Linked DNA regions of Homo sapiens: regions 1, 2 and 3 are each linked to region 4. A link is a contact called in ENCODE Hi-C or POLR2A ChIA-PET data. All regions are on one chromosome and are shown on one strand. The core of a region is the stretch at or near the end of the contact, and the rest is flanking DNA. Distances in the headings are between cores, read along the strand shown.

Region 1 (2,700 bases), core at 41-2,540, 1.4 Mb before region 4:
TTAGCGATATATTTCCAGCTTTTTATTTTTTATTTTAAGGATGAAGAAACAGCTTTAAGTTGGTTGCCTAAAGTCACGCAGGTAATTGATGCAGTATGGCCAGAACCCATACTAGGCTTAAGGGACAGTGTACCATAAACTCGTAGAGGTCCTTTAAACAGATAGAAACGCTGTGCTCCAGGCAGATGCCATAACAAACACTGGCTCTAGATCTACCATGGGTTATATGGGTCCTTAGTTAAGATTAGATATGGAGTCACAGTGTGCCAGAATTTCAGGGAGAGAGGAAAGTGGAAGGGCTTTCCACTAAGCCTTTTGAACTACTAGGTACCCCTCGTTTTACATCTGGTTATCTCATTTAAATCTATGACGTTTTAAAATACTTATTACCATTTAAGACATGAGAAAAATTAAGTTTAGAAACGGCTAGATAGCTCACGCTAGAAAGGAAGGACTCCAAATTTTAACCAAGGGCAGATGTGCATGGAGGCCAAGTCATTTCCTTCCCATGCTCTCATACTGACCCAACAAACCCATTCTGCACGTGAGAAAACTGAGGCCCGGAGGAGGGAATTCACACACGTTTGAAGCCAAGCTGGGGCCAGAAAGTAGATCGGCTGATCTCCAAACCTCCACGTCAAAGGTCTTCCCAGGAGGACATATGCCTTCAAGGATTTTACAATGTATACCACCCTACAAGTGATGGGAGAGAGGGGAAAAAAGCAACCGACTAAGGAGAAAAGCAAGGAGCAGAAAAAGGAGCAAAAGAGGAGCTGTCAGAACGGTGTGAGGAGAGTGGGAAAGGAGCCGCCTCCTTTTGCCTCTCTTCCTACTTATTAACAAAACAGAACGACTATCCAACGTATTTCAGGGAGCTAAGTCTTAGCCAGCTTCAGCTGTGTTTTAACCCTTAGCTAAATATAGACAAGGCTAAGGCAGGCCAGGTGTACACTTCAGGAAGACGTGGAAATTCCCAGGGCGGACCAAAACTTGAGCTGTTCCGGCGGTAGTGATTTGAGGTCAGTTTGAAAGAGAAGTTGAGAAAGCGGCCGAGGGGCGAATTTGGCTGCACTACACGCTCGCCACAAAGAGGAAGGGCCGCCGGCCGCCGGGGCCGAGTGCGCTTCCAGCCCAGGCGGAGCGGTAGACGCAACAGCCTCCGCCCGCCACGTGACCCGTAGTGTTGTGGTCTGGCCCGCGTGGGTGGCGGGAGCGCCGAGAGGGCGGGGGCGGCGATGGGGCGGGTCACGTGATGGGGTTTAAATCTCCCGCAGCCGGAGCCGCGGGGGCGCCAGTGCCGCGCGTCGAGCGGGAGCAGAGGAGGCGAGGGAGGAGGGCCAGAGAGGCAGTTGGAAGATGGCGGACGAGGCGGCCCTCGCCCTTCAGCCCGGCGGCTCCCCCTCGGCGGCGGGGGCCGACAGGGAGGCCGCGTCGTCCCCCGCCGGGGAGCCGCTCCGCAAGAGGCCGCGGAGAGATGGTCCCGGCCTCGAGCGGAGCCCGGGCGAGCCCGGTGGGGCGGCCCCAGAGCGTGAGGTGCCGGCGGCGGCCAGGGGCTGCCCGGGTGCGGCGGCGGCGGCGCTGTGGCGGGAGGCGGAGGCAGAGGCGGCGGCGGCAGGCGGGGAGCAAGAGGCCCAGGCGACTGCGGCGGCTGGGGAAGGAGACAATGGGCCGGGCCTGCAGGGCCCATCTCGGGAGCCACCGCTGGCCGACAACTTGTACGACGAAGACGACGACGACGAGGGCGAGGAGGAGGAAGAGGCGGCGGCGGCGGCGATTGGGTACCGAGGTGCGCAGGGTGCGGGCGGCCGGAACTGCGCATCTCCTCCTCCCTCTCCCCGGGCTCCTACTGGCCTGAGGTTGAGGGCGGCTGGGGGCTCGGGGCAGGCTCCGCGGCGTTCCCCTCCCCACCCCGGCCCTCCGTTCAGCCGCGCTCCTCCGGGGCTGCGGTTCCTACTGCGCGAGCTGCCAGTGGATTCGCTCTTTTCCTCCGTCCGTGGCCCGCCTGGGCGGCCTTGTTCTTTCCGCAGCAGCCAGGTCGGGAGACTCTCGCAGTCGCTTTAAAATAAGTTTCTCTCCCCCTCTTACTCTTTTAGCATATTGCTTTTGTTAGAGCTTTTTTTTTCTTTTTCTTTATTTTTTATTTTCATTGCTTTTCTCCTCTACCCCCCAGCACACTTAAGTCTGCAACTTTTTGGCTGTCCCGTTGGTCTGCGTTTTCAATTGCTTTTTGCAAACTTGACACCTGTGCAGTTTGCTTTTTTTGGTCTATATTTTTATGACTGAAATTACAATTTTTGAAAGAGGAAAGCTGTTTCTATAGTCACAGCTTGCAAAATTTAAAGAACGTGGCTGTTCCTGAAGACATTACCATTCTGTAATGCAGTTAGGAGTGGGTATGGGAGAGAGAGTACTTTTAGAGCTGTTCATATTACTTTTATTCTAATCTTGCTCTTGTGCGGTAATGGTGTTTGGGCTAAACATGCTTTTTTTGTATGTATGTAGTATTGAGACACAAACTTAACACTTCTAGCATAATGAAGCAGATATGTTGCAGTTGTCATGTTCTTGAAGGTTTCTTTTTTTTTTTTTTTTTTTTTTTGAGACGGAGTCTCGCTCTGTCGCTAGGCTGGAGTGCAGTGGCGCGATCTCGGCTCAGTGCAACCTCCGCCTCCCGCGTTCAACCGATTCTCCTTCAGCCTG
Region 2 (2,700 bases), core at 173-2,672, 1.2 Mb after region 4:
GGATGTATCCTCCTGCTGCTGGGGGTCTGGGTGGATGTATCCTCCTACTGCTGGGGGTTCTGGGCGGATGTGTCCTTCTGCCGCTTCACCAATGACCCCGACTTGGCTGCCGCTGGTGGGGGCTTCTTCCCGTCTCTCTGAAGTGTCACTGGAAGGAATAGGCCCAGGAGAGGGCAGTTCGTTGGGTTGACAGAAGAGGGACCCTTGGGGAGTTGCCCCTTGCCAAAGTCTCTTTAGGCAGCCTGTAGGGGCCTCCCAATAGCTATCTTGCCCAGCCTACGTGGGTGGAGGATGGGATGCCTGTGGCCTCTGAGGAAGGGGCTGCCTGGGCTCAGATTTTCACCCTCCTGGCCCCACCCCAACCCCAACCAATGAGACTGCAGCCAGTGGGGTCCCAGGTGCTCTGAGTCTTATGTCATGCTGCTTTCCTTGACACTGCCATCGATGTGTAGATGAACCCCATCCCCTGCATCCTAAAGTTGGTTGTTTTCATTGTTTTTAAGTTTTCCCTAACTTAACAGTACAAAGTAGTGCCTTAATTGTAAGACATGGGTTCTGGGAGATAGGAATCCTGTGTGGTGGTTCCAGGGCAGCCACTTGCTTACCCAGGAAGGGGTTGTCTTGTGACTTGGGGTCTCATCCTGGGCTCAGGAATCCTGTAGGGGGAGGGGAGGACCTGGCAGGGAGCTCTGCATAGGTGGGTTTGTGGATGTCTCCCTTTCTGCAGCTCAGTGCTGCTCAAATGTGGGTAATACGTGGACTTCCAATTCACAGCCCTATTGAGATCTAATTCACATGCTGTACAATTCACTCATTTAGTAGCTTTTAGTACATTCAAAGAGCTGTTGTCTCACCACAGTCTAATTTTACAACATTTTCATCAACCTCAAAAGATACCCCAGTACCCATTGGTAGTCACTCCCCACCCCCAGCCCGCTAGCATGCTCTGTATCTCTATAGATTTGCTAATTCTAGACATTTCATATAAATGAAATCATACAACATATGGGTTTTTTGTAGACTCCCTCTCTCTCTCTTTTTTTTCTTGAGATGGAGTCTCGCTCTGTTGCCCAGTCTGGAGTATAGTGGCGTGATCTCGGCTGATGGCAACCTCCGCCTCCCGGGTTCAAGCGATTCTCCTGCCTAAGCTTCCCGAGTAGCTGGGATCACAGGCACCTGCCACCATGCCCAGCTAATTTTTGTATTTTTAGTAGAGATGAGGTTTCACCGTGTTGGCCAGGCTGGTCTTGAACTCCTGACCTCAGGTGATCCATCTGCCTCGGCCTCCCATAATGCTGGGATTACAGGCATGAGCCACCACGCCTGGCCCTCTCTCTCTCTCTCTTTTTTAAAGGTCTCACTCTGTTGCTCAGGCTGGGGTGCAGTGGTGCAATCACGGCTCACTGAAGCCTCAACCTCCTGGGCTCAGGTGATCCTCCCTCCTCAGTCTCCTGAGTAGCTAGGACCACAGGCATGTGCCACCACATCCGGCTAATTTAAAAGTTTTTTTAATAGAGACAAGGTCTTGTGTTGCCCAGGTCTTCAACTCCTGAGCTCAGGACTCCCTTTTGAAAAACAACAACAAACCCCTCACTTGCTGATTGACATTATTCTTACTGTAATATAACTGAAATGTGTATAAGACCAGGCATAAGCACCTTAGACTTAAAGTTTTTACAAAACTATTAAAAAAACAGGAAATAGTAGTAAAACCAGAAAGCCAACTCATTTCCAATGAACAATTACTTTAATTGGAAGGATGTTAACTGCACCTACATTGCCAGCCTTGGGTTGATGGTAGAGAGCTGTGCCCTTGGGCCTCTCCTGTGTTCCCTGCCTCTGTTTCTTGGGCCTGTTGTATAGGGAAGTACTAATAATGTTGGGCTGATGGGACGGGTTGGGGTAATCAGACCTCACATTTAAGCCTAGACTACGTGTGAGCAATCCCTGAATGTCTGTTTTAATGGGGTATTGCCCGATACTCGGAAAGCTGGCTTGTTTGATTGAAGATAAGCATGGAATAGTGGCATTATTGAAATCTGCTTGTAGTGGCTCTTAAACCCACTTCTTTTTTTTTTGGAGACAGAGTCTCGCTCTGTCGCCCAGGCATGGTGCGATCTGGGCTCACTGCAAGCTCCGCCTCCTGGGTTCACACCATTCTTCTGCCTCAGCCTCCTGAGTAGCTGGGACTACAGTCACCTGCCACCACGCCTGGCTAATTTTTTGTATTTTTAGTAGAGACGGGGTTTCACCATGTTAGCCAGGATGGTCTCGATCTCCTGACTTCGTGATCCACTTGCCTCGGCCTCCCAAAGTGCTGGGATTACAGGCGTGAGCCACTGTGCCCAGCCTAAACCCACTTCTTGTAGGAATCAGGAATTTGGCACAGAGATGGGCTTTACTCACTTCACACAGATGCTGTCAACATGCACATGGTCCTGACTGCTAAGAGGCTGGGCCTTTGAACTGGGCACCTCCAGGCTGCCATGGGCTATGGGGTGGCTCTGTTCTCCCTCCCCACCTGCTTTTTTTTTCCTATTTGAATCACAACCTTTCTTTGTGCTGTGTGTGATGATATCATTTGGCCTTCATGGAGAAGGAACTGGATTGTAAACACAGGAGCAAACTTGAGGCTCAAATTGTAGGGCACTGCTTGCTTATGAGATGGTTATTCAGATGACCAGGGGATGCTCTCATTAC
Region 3 (2,700 bases), core at 21-2,520, 1.5 Mb after region 4:
CCCAGAACATTTTCTGACCCTCAAACACTGAGAATGCATGTCTGCTGGGGAATAGTAGTGAGGGGGCTAAGGGTATGGGGGTGTTCATGCCTGAGTCAGGGGCTCTGGATGGTAGAAATGTCTGGGAGTTCTGACGGAATGGGGGTGAGGAGGCCTAAAGATAACCTGTTCATAGTCTTTCAGGGCCTTAACCATTATGGCTGGGGAAGTGGGAAGTGCCGATGGGGTATGCAGAGGAGGGCAGCTGTGATAGTACATTTCATCCTGAAAGCACTACATGTGGATAATGACGGTAGTGATGATGCCCTAATTTTAGTGTCATGGCAACATTTTCCAAGGGGATGGAATTGGGTACCCTCATTAGTGTCATTTTTGTTTGAGAGATTTCAAGAGTCTATCTAGGTGTCATTTTAAAATCTATTGAAAAAAAATCTTGAATGCAGGTCACTGACCAGTTGGTTCCATGTAACTGCACTGCCTTCTGCTACCACTAAAGCAATGTTATGACAACCTGGACAAGTCATGGGAAACCTATGTGAGACTTAGTTTTTTCTTTTTCTTTTTGGAGTTGGGGGTCTCACTATGTTGCTCAGGCTGATCTAGAGCTCCTGGGCTCAGACAACCCTCCCGCCTCAGCATCCCCAAGTGCCGGGATTACCGATGTAAGCCACTACACCCAGCTGAGACTTAGTTTTTTCATCTGGAAATGAAGGCGACCTTTGTGATCCCAGTGGGCCCTTGCACTTGTGTATAAGGTGATTCCCAGCACTGCTCATGAAAGTAGTGATGGCAGAGTAGCCTCTGCTCTCCATTTTATTTTTGGGGTGGGGGGGGGCAGTGGTGGAGGGGAGGATGAGGATGATATTTCCATTAAATAAGTTTCCTTGTTGCTTTTCTTCAGGCACCACTGACCTCGATGGAAAAATGAAGTCCCTGGCCCAGGAAAGAGACCCAACTCTGTGGCTGTTTTGGATTAGTTTGTACAATGCCCTGCAGACCTACTCTCTCAGGAGGCTCCAAGTGACCAAATGTGACAAGAAAGTTTTTTGTCCAAGGCAGTTTGGAAGAGAAGTTGGTGACCGTCGGGATACCACAGCCGCCCCAGGACGGCCTGGTTGAGACATTCACTGGAGGGTCTGGGTGCAGCCCGCTGCCTGGCCGGTAGGCGGCGCGCACAGGCCGTGGGGCCCGGGTCTGGGCGTGCGCGCGGCTGGTAGCAGCGGGGCCGCGCACGCCAGGGTCCGGGAGCCGGGCCGGTGCCCCCGGAGCCATTTCCGGGAGGGGCGAGGCCGGCGGCTGCCGGGCCTCCAATCTCGGCGGCGGCGGCGGCAACAGGGGAGCCTGGGTCTCGCGGCCTGCGAGTCCGTCGCGTGCTGAGGGAGACGCAGGAGGTGGAGCCGGCCGGGTGCTCGAGGGAAGGAGACTGGAAGCTGGTTCCGGCGTGAGGAGGTGGAGGGGCCGCCGCGGGCTCCGGGGGGCGGTGAGGGTCGGGACGGAGGCGCCGCGGGGTGAGGAGAGGACAGGGGCCGGGTGGGCCGAGGGCGGGCAGAGGCGGCGGGGCGGCTGCGGCCGGGGCGGGGGCGGGGGCGGGCTGAAGGCGTGGGCACCAGCCGCTGAGGTCCAAGCAAGTGGACGGCGGGCGGGCGCGGGGCCGCGGTGGGGCGGGTCTGGAGCCCACGCCTGCCGCGGGGTAGGCATGGGCGGCCAGGATTTGCTGGTCCTCCGACGGGAGGGGTGACAACGAGAGCGAGGCCGTGCTGATTCTGAAGGGAGTGCGGAGGAGGCAGGACCCTGGTAGCCTCGGCACCTTCAGCCCGGGTTAGGTGGCCTGGGCTGGGCTCCCCACCCCGATCGCGCGCAGACGGGGCGTTTCCCCTAGTTTCCACCTGGGTGGAATGCTTTGTGGGAGTCTGGGTCTGGATTAGTTTCATCAGCTGTGGGAGGGAAACCTAGTTGCAGCAGGATTTTGATTCGCTGGTCTGGGGTGCTAGGGGTGGACTGTGATATCTGGGAATGAAATCTGAGCCTTCAAAGGAGGGAGAGAACCATAACTTGGCTGCTCTGGCGAATCTAGGCGGGCTGGCGAGACAGTTTAAAGCTCTAGAAGTAAACAAACCTGGTTCCCTTTTACAGAGTCTGAAAAAGGGGAGCGCGGAGAGGAGGCTGGAAGAGGAAGATGCCTAGCACAGACCTTCTGATGTTGGTGAGCCTTTTGCAGACATCCTCCTGGTTCCAAGGCATTTGTCTCCGTTTTTTTAGTCCAAAGGATCCCAGTGTGTAGATTTCACCTCTGATGCTTGCTTTTGGTAGCTGAGCGTTTTGCCACCTTTTATTTTGTTTTGTTTTGTTTTGTTTTTTTGGAGACGGAGTCTCACTCTGTTGCCCAGACTGGGGTGCAGTGGCATGATCTCGGCTCACCGCCACCTCTGCCTCCTGGGTTCAAGCGATTCTCCTGCCTCAGCCTCCTGAGTAGCTGGGATTACAGGCGCACGCCACCACGCCCGGCTAATTTTTGTATTTTTAGTAGAGACGGGGTTCTCCATGTTGGCCAGGCTGGCCTTGAACTCCTGACCTGTGGTGATCCACCCGCCTTGGCCTCCCGAAGTGCTGGGATTCCAGGCGTGAGCCACCGCGCCTGGCCAACCACCTTTTATTTTGGATGAATGATCAGGATGAATAAATAGCTGAATTAAATACATC
Region 4 (2,700 bases), core at 155-2,654:
GGCTGTCAGGCCCCTGAACCTACGTCATCCCTCCCTCTGATTTGACTGTACCTTTGCTAGGCCTGGTCAAGGGCTAGGGACTCCTAAAGTCAAGAGCTAGGGTAGAGGTTGGGGGTTGGATCTCAGGGCACCATATGGTGCAGACTTGGTTGCAGGAAAGTGACCTATTTAGGCAGAGGGGCTCTATACAACTGGGACCACAGCAAACCCTAGAGGTGAGCACCTGCTTCAAAGACTCACAGATCCAAGCTGTGATCCTAGATCTACAACTTCCTGGCTGTATAAAGTCCAGCAAGACTGAGGCCTCACTGAGCTTCAATTTCCTTACCTGTCTAACCAGAATAGCAACAACTTGTTTGTATATTTGAGCTCATTACATGTCATTTTGTAAGGCACTAAAGCTCCTGGAGGCTTCCGGAACACAGAAATAATTAATCTAAGAATCCTAAAGTGGCTGTCCTGGTAGCACCTCTAGGGAGTCCTCCCATCCTACGTAACTTCCTCTGGGAAAGTAGAAAACACGGCACCTGGGAAGGGGCGCTGAACCGTGCCCCAAGTCCCAGTGGGCCTGGATGCCCAAGAGCAAGAGGAGGCCCAGAGGATGGGGACAGGCCACGACCTGTGGCCCAAGTCCCGCCCAGAGGGAGTGCGCCCTGAGGGAGAGCCACCGGAGCTGGTGACTCGGGGGCGGGTGCTCTGGGGTGTCGCTTTGGGTTCAGCAATACAAATCTGCCAGCTGGAGATTAGGCGGGGCACGCCGGGGAGAGGTGATGCACTGCCGCTGAAGACCCAGGTAGGCCGGTGCGTTCGGCCTGGGTGAGGAAGGCGCGGGACCCGGGTGCGAGGACTGCGTAGCGTCCCCGGCTCCCGCTTCCGCCCGCTTTCCACGCCCACTTCTGCAAGTCCCCTCCGGCACCTCGGCGTCCACCGGACTCCTAGGGGCGAGCCCTCATTTCCGAGGAATGGGACCGCCTTCGTGCCCCCGGGGCTGCCAGTCCCTAGACTAGCCCTAGGGGCTTCTCGTCCCGGCGGAGCCGGGCGGTGCCTCCTGCCTGCGCCTCGCACCTCCCCGCCTGGCACGGCCCACCCGGGCACGGCGCCGCCACGCGTGAAGGCCCGCATCGGCTCCCTACGTGGGGGACGTGCAGGATGATGCGGGGTCGGGGGGGATTTCGCTGCGTCGCCCGCCCCCTTTCCGGCGCAGGAGGGAGCGGCCGCCGCGTCCCCGCTCCCCGGCCGGGACGCCACCGCCGGGCGTTGCAGAGGCGCGCCGCAACCAATGGGCGTGGAGGAGGTGGGTCGGCTGGCGGCTGTCACCCTCCAGGGGACGGGAGCGCGGAGACCGGGAGCGCGCGAGCTGTCGCCGCGCCCCGGGCCGAGGGGGAGGAGCCGGGGGAGGAGGAGGAGGAGGAGCCGCCGAGCAGCCGCCGGAGGACCACGGCTCGCCAGGGCTGCGGAGGACCGACCGTCCCCACGCCTGCCGCCCCGCGACCCCGACCGCCAGCATGATCGCCGCGCAGCTCCTGGCCTATTACTTCACGGAGCTGAAGGATGACCAGGTCAAAAAGGTGAGCCCCCGCCCGCGCCGCCGCTGGTCCTGGCCGCAGCCTTGCGTTCCGGCATCCGCTCGCCGCCTCCGCTGCCTCCATCCTCCGGCGCCCGGCCTTCTCCGGGCCAGCATCGAGTTGGACTGCAGGGCGCAAGGAAAGCCTTCGCCTTCGATTCTACCGGCATTGTCAGTGTCTCTGTGTGTGTGCGTTTTTGGGAGGGGGGCAATCGGGCGGAAGACCCCCGAGACCGGGCTGCCTGCTGCAGTGTCCTTGAAACGGGCCCTGGATGTCAGATAGGCCCCCGGGCTGTGCGGGGAGGTGGCCGGTGGGCCCTTCCGCAGGGCCTGTTCGGGAGGGTCCGAGCGCCGTGGGAGGAGGTGTGATCATGGAGATGCTGGGGAGGTGATCGAGCAGCAGGCGGGGGTGCTGGCTGGAGGCCAGGCCTCCCATATTTGGGGTTCCTGGCGGAGGGTGTCGGGTGCCCCGGAGAAGCTGTCGCCGGGCTCTCCCAGTTGTTTGAGCTGCTCGTTAATCTGAGGACGAGGTGACCCGCCCGGCTTCCCGGAACGGGGAGGGGCGGCGAGGCCACCGGAAACTTTGCTCATAGGCCTCGTGTCTGGAGCGGCACGTCTGAATGGAATTTTTTATTCCTCTTAAGCTGTAATTTCTAGCCAGCACAGGAGCTCAAATAAGCGACTGGTCATTTGAGTTGGGTGGACGCCTGTGGCATGCTTGTTCTAGCACTTGGACGCATGCATCCTCCTGTCCTGAGGTGTTGTTGCCTTTGACATCTTAGTGTAAAATACTGTCCGCTGGCAGGTCTTAAAGGTGTATTTGTCTCTTCTGCCAGCTGTGCTACCATATTTTAAAGAAACAGCCTAAGCTGTAGGGAAAGACGCCCGTTTTATCAGTGCCAGGTCTGGTACAGGCTCCAGGCCCACCCACCCTGAACGTGGTGACGTTATTGCTGGGGTTAGCTGGGATGGACTGGCAAAGTCATCTTGACTTTGGCGTTCAGACAGGTGGAGTTCTACAGGTGAAAGGCAGGAGTGACAGGCCTTGATTTTCTGCCCGGCAAGCCATAGGGTGTTCCATCCTCTTCCTGTGCATCTAAGATGACTCCCTCATCTGGCACCATAGGAAACAGGCC

The links. A loop is a pair of places that touch in the nucleus more often than their neighbours do. ChIA-PET counts read pairs that join two places held with the same protein, here RNA polymerase II (POLR2A). Pooled maps may share reads with other maps.
Region 1: a loop to region 4 is called in a map of K562, with 18 times the contacts of the local background. The contact joins the promoter of SIRT1 here to the promoter of HK1 in region 4. A Hi-C loop is called at or near these places in 1 of 168 maps with a recorded cell type or tissue (K562), 1 of 37 single-sample maps with no recorded cell type and 6 of 50 pooled maps.
Region 2: a loop to region 4 is called in a map with no recorded cell type, with 5 times the contacts of the local background. The contact joins the enhancer-like site here to the promoter of HK1 in region 4. A Hi-C loop is called at or near these places in 2 of 37 single-sample maps with no recorded cell type and 2 of 50 pooled maps. POLR2A ChIA-PET finds 5 or more read pairs at or near these places in 2 of 52 experiments (B cell and Panc1).
Region 3: a map of naive thymus-derived CD4-positive, alpha-beta T cell shows a loop between it and region 4 (8-fold over the local background). The contact joins the promoter of SGPL1 here to the promoter of HK1 in region 4. A Hi-C loop is called at or near these places in 1 of 168 maps with a recorded cell type or tissue (naive thymus-derived CD4-positive, alpha-beta T cell) and 6 of 50 pooled maps. POLR2A ChIA-PET finds 5 or more read pairs at or near these places in 1 of 52 experiments (GM12878).

What each region holds. Positions count from the first base shown.
Region 1 is chr10:67,883,366-67,886,065 of GRCh38, forward strand. SIRT1 (sirtuin 1) reads left to right here and starts at 1,291. Exons shown (of 9, transcript NM_012238.5): 1 at 1,291-1,786. The coding sequence starts at 1,357. RefSeq lists promoters at 1-1,356, 327-1,358, 1,146-1,357, 1,184-1,359, enhancers at 807-866, 887-1,046 and silencers at 1,127-1,666, 1,167-1,351, 1,786-2,080, 1,877-1,996.
Region 2 is chr10:70,488,894-70,491,593 of GRCh38, forward strand. All of the region lies in intron 1 of PALD1 (phosphatase domain containing paladin 1), which reads left to right. Among named protein-coding and RNA genes, the nearest start is that of PALD1, 11 kb to the left of the region's middle. RefSeq lists a silencer at 1,330-1,429. Within about 2 kb of position 1,423, at least 2 of the 41 ENCODE cell types and tissues checked have a DNase peak (open chromatin) inside an H3K27ac peak, as active enhancers do; they include B cell, where a contact is called at or near this core.
Region 3 is chr10:70,814,678-70,817,377 of GRCh38, forward strand. SGPL1 (sphingosine-1-phosphate lyase 1) reads left to right here and starts at 1,271. Exons shown (of 15, transcript NM_003901.4): 1 at 1,271-1,449; 2 at 2,134-2,203. The coding sequence starts at 2,177. RefSeq lists silencers at 1,067-1,386, 1,407-1,496, 1,577-1,686.
Region 4 is chr10:69,317,443-69,320,142 of GRCh38, forward strand. It overlaps HK1 (hexokinase 1), which reads left to right and starts at 1,405. Exons shown (of 18, transcript NM_000188.3): 1 at 1,405-1,568. The coding sequence starts at 1,506. RefSeq lists enhancers at 419-648, 1,939-1,988 and a silencer at 959-1,638.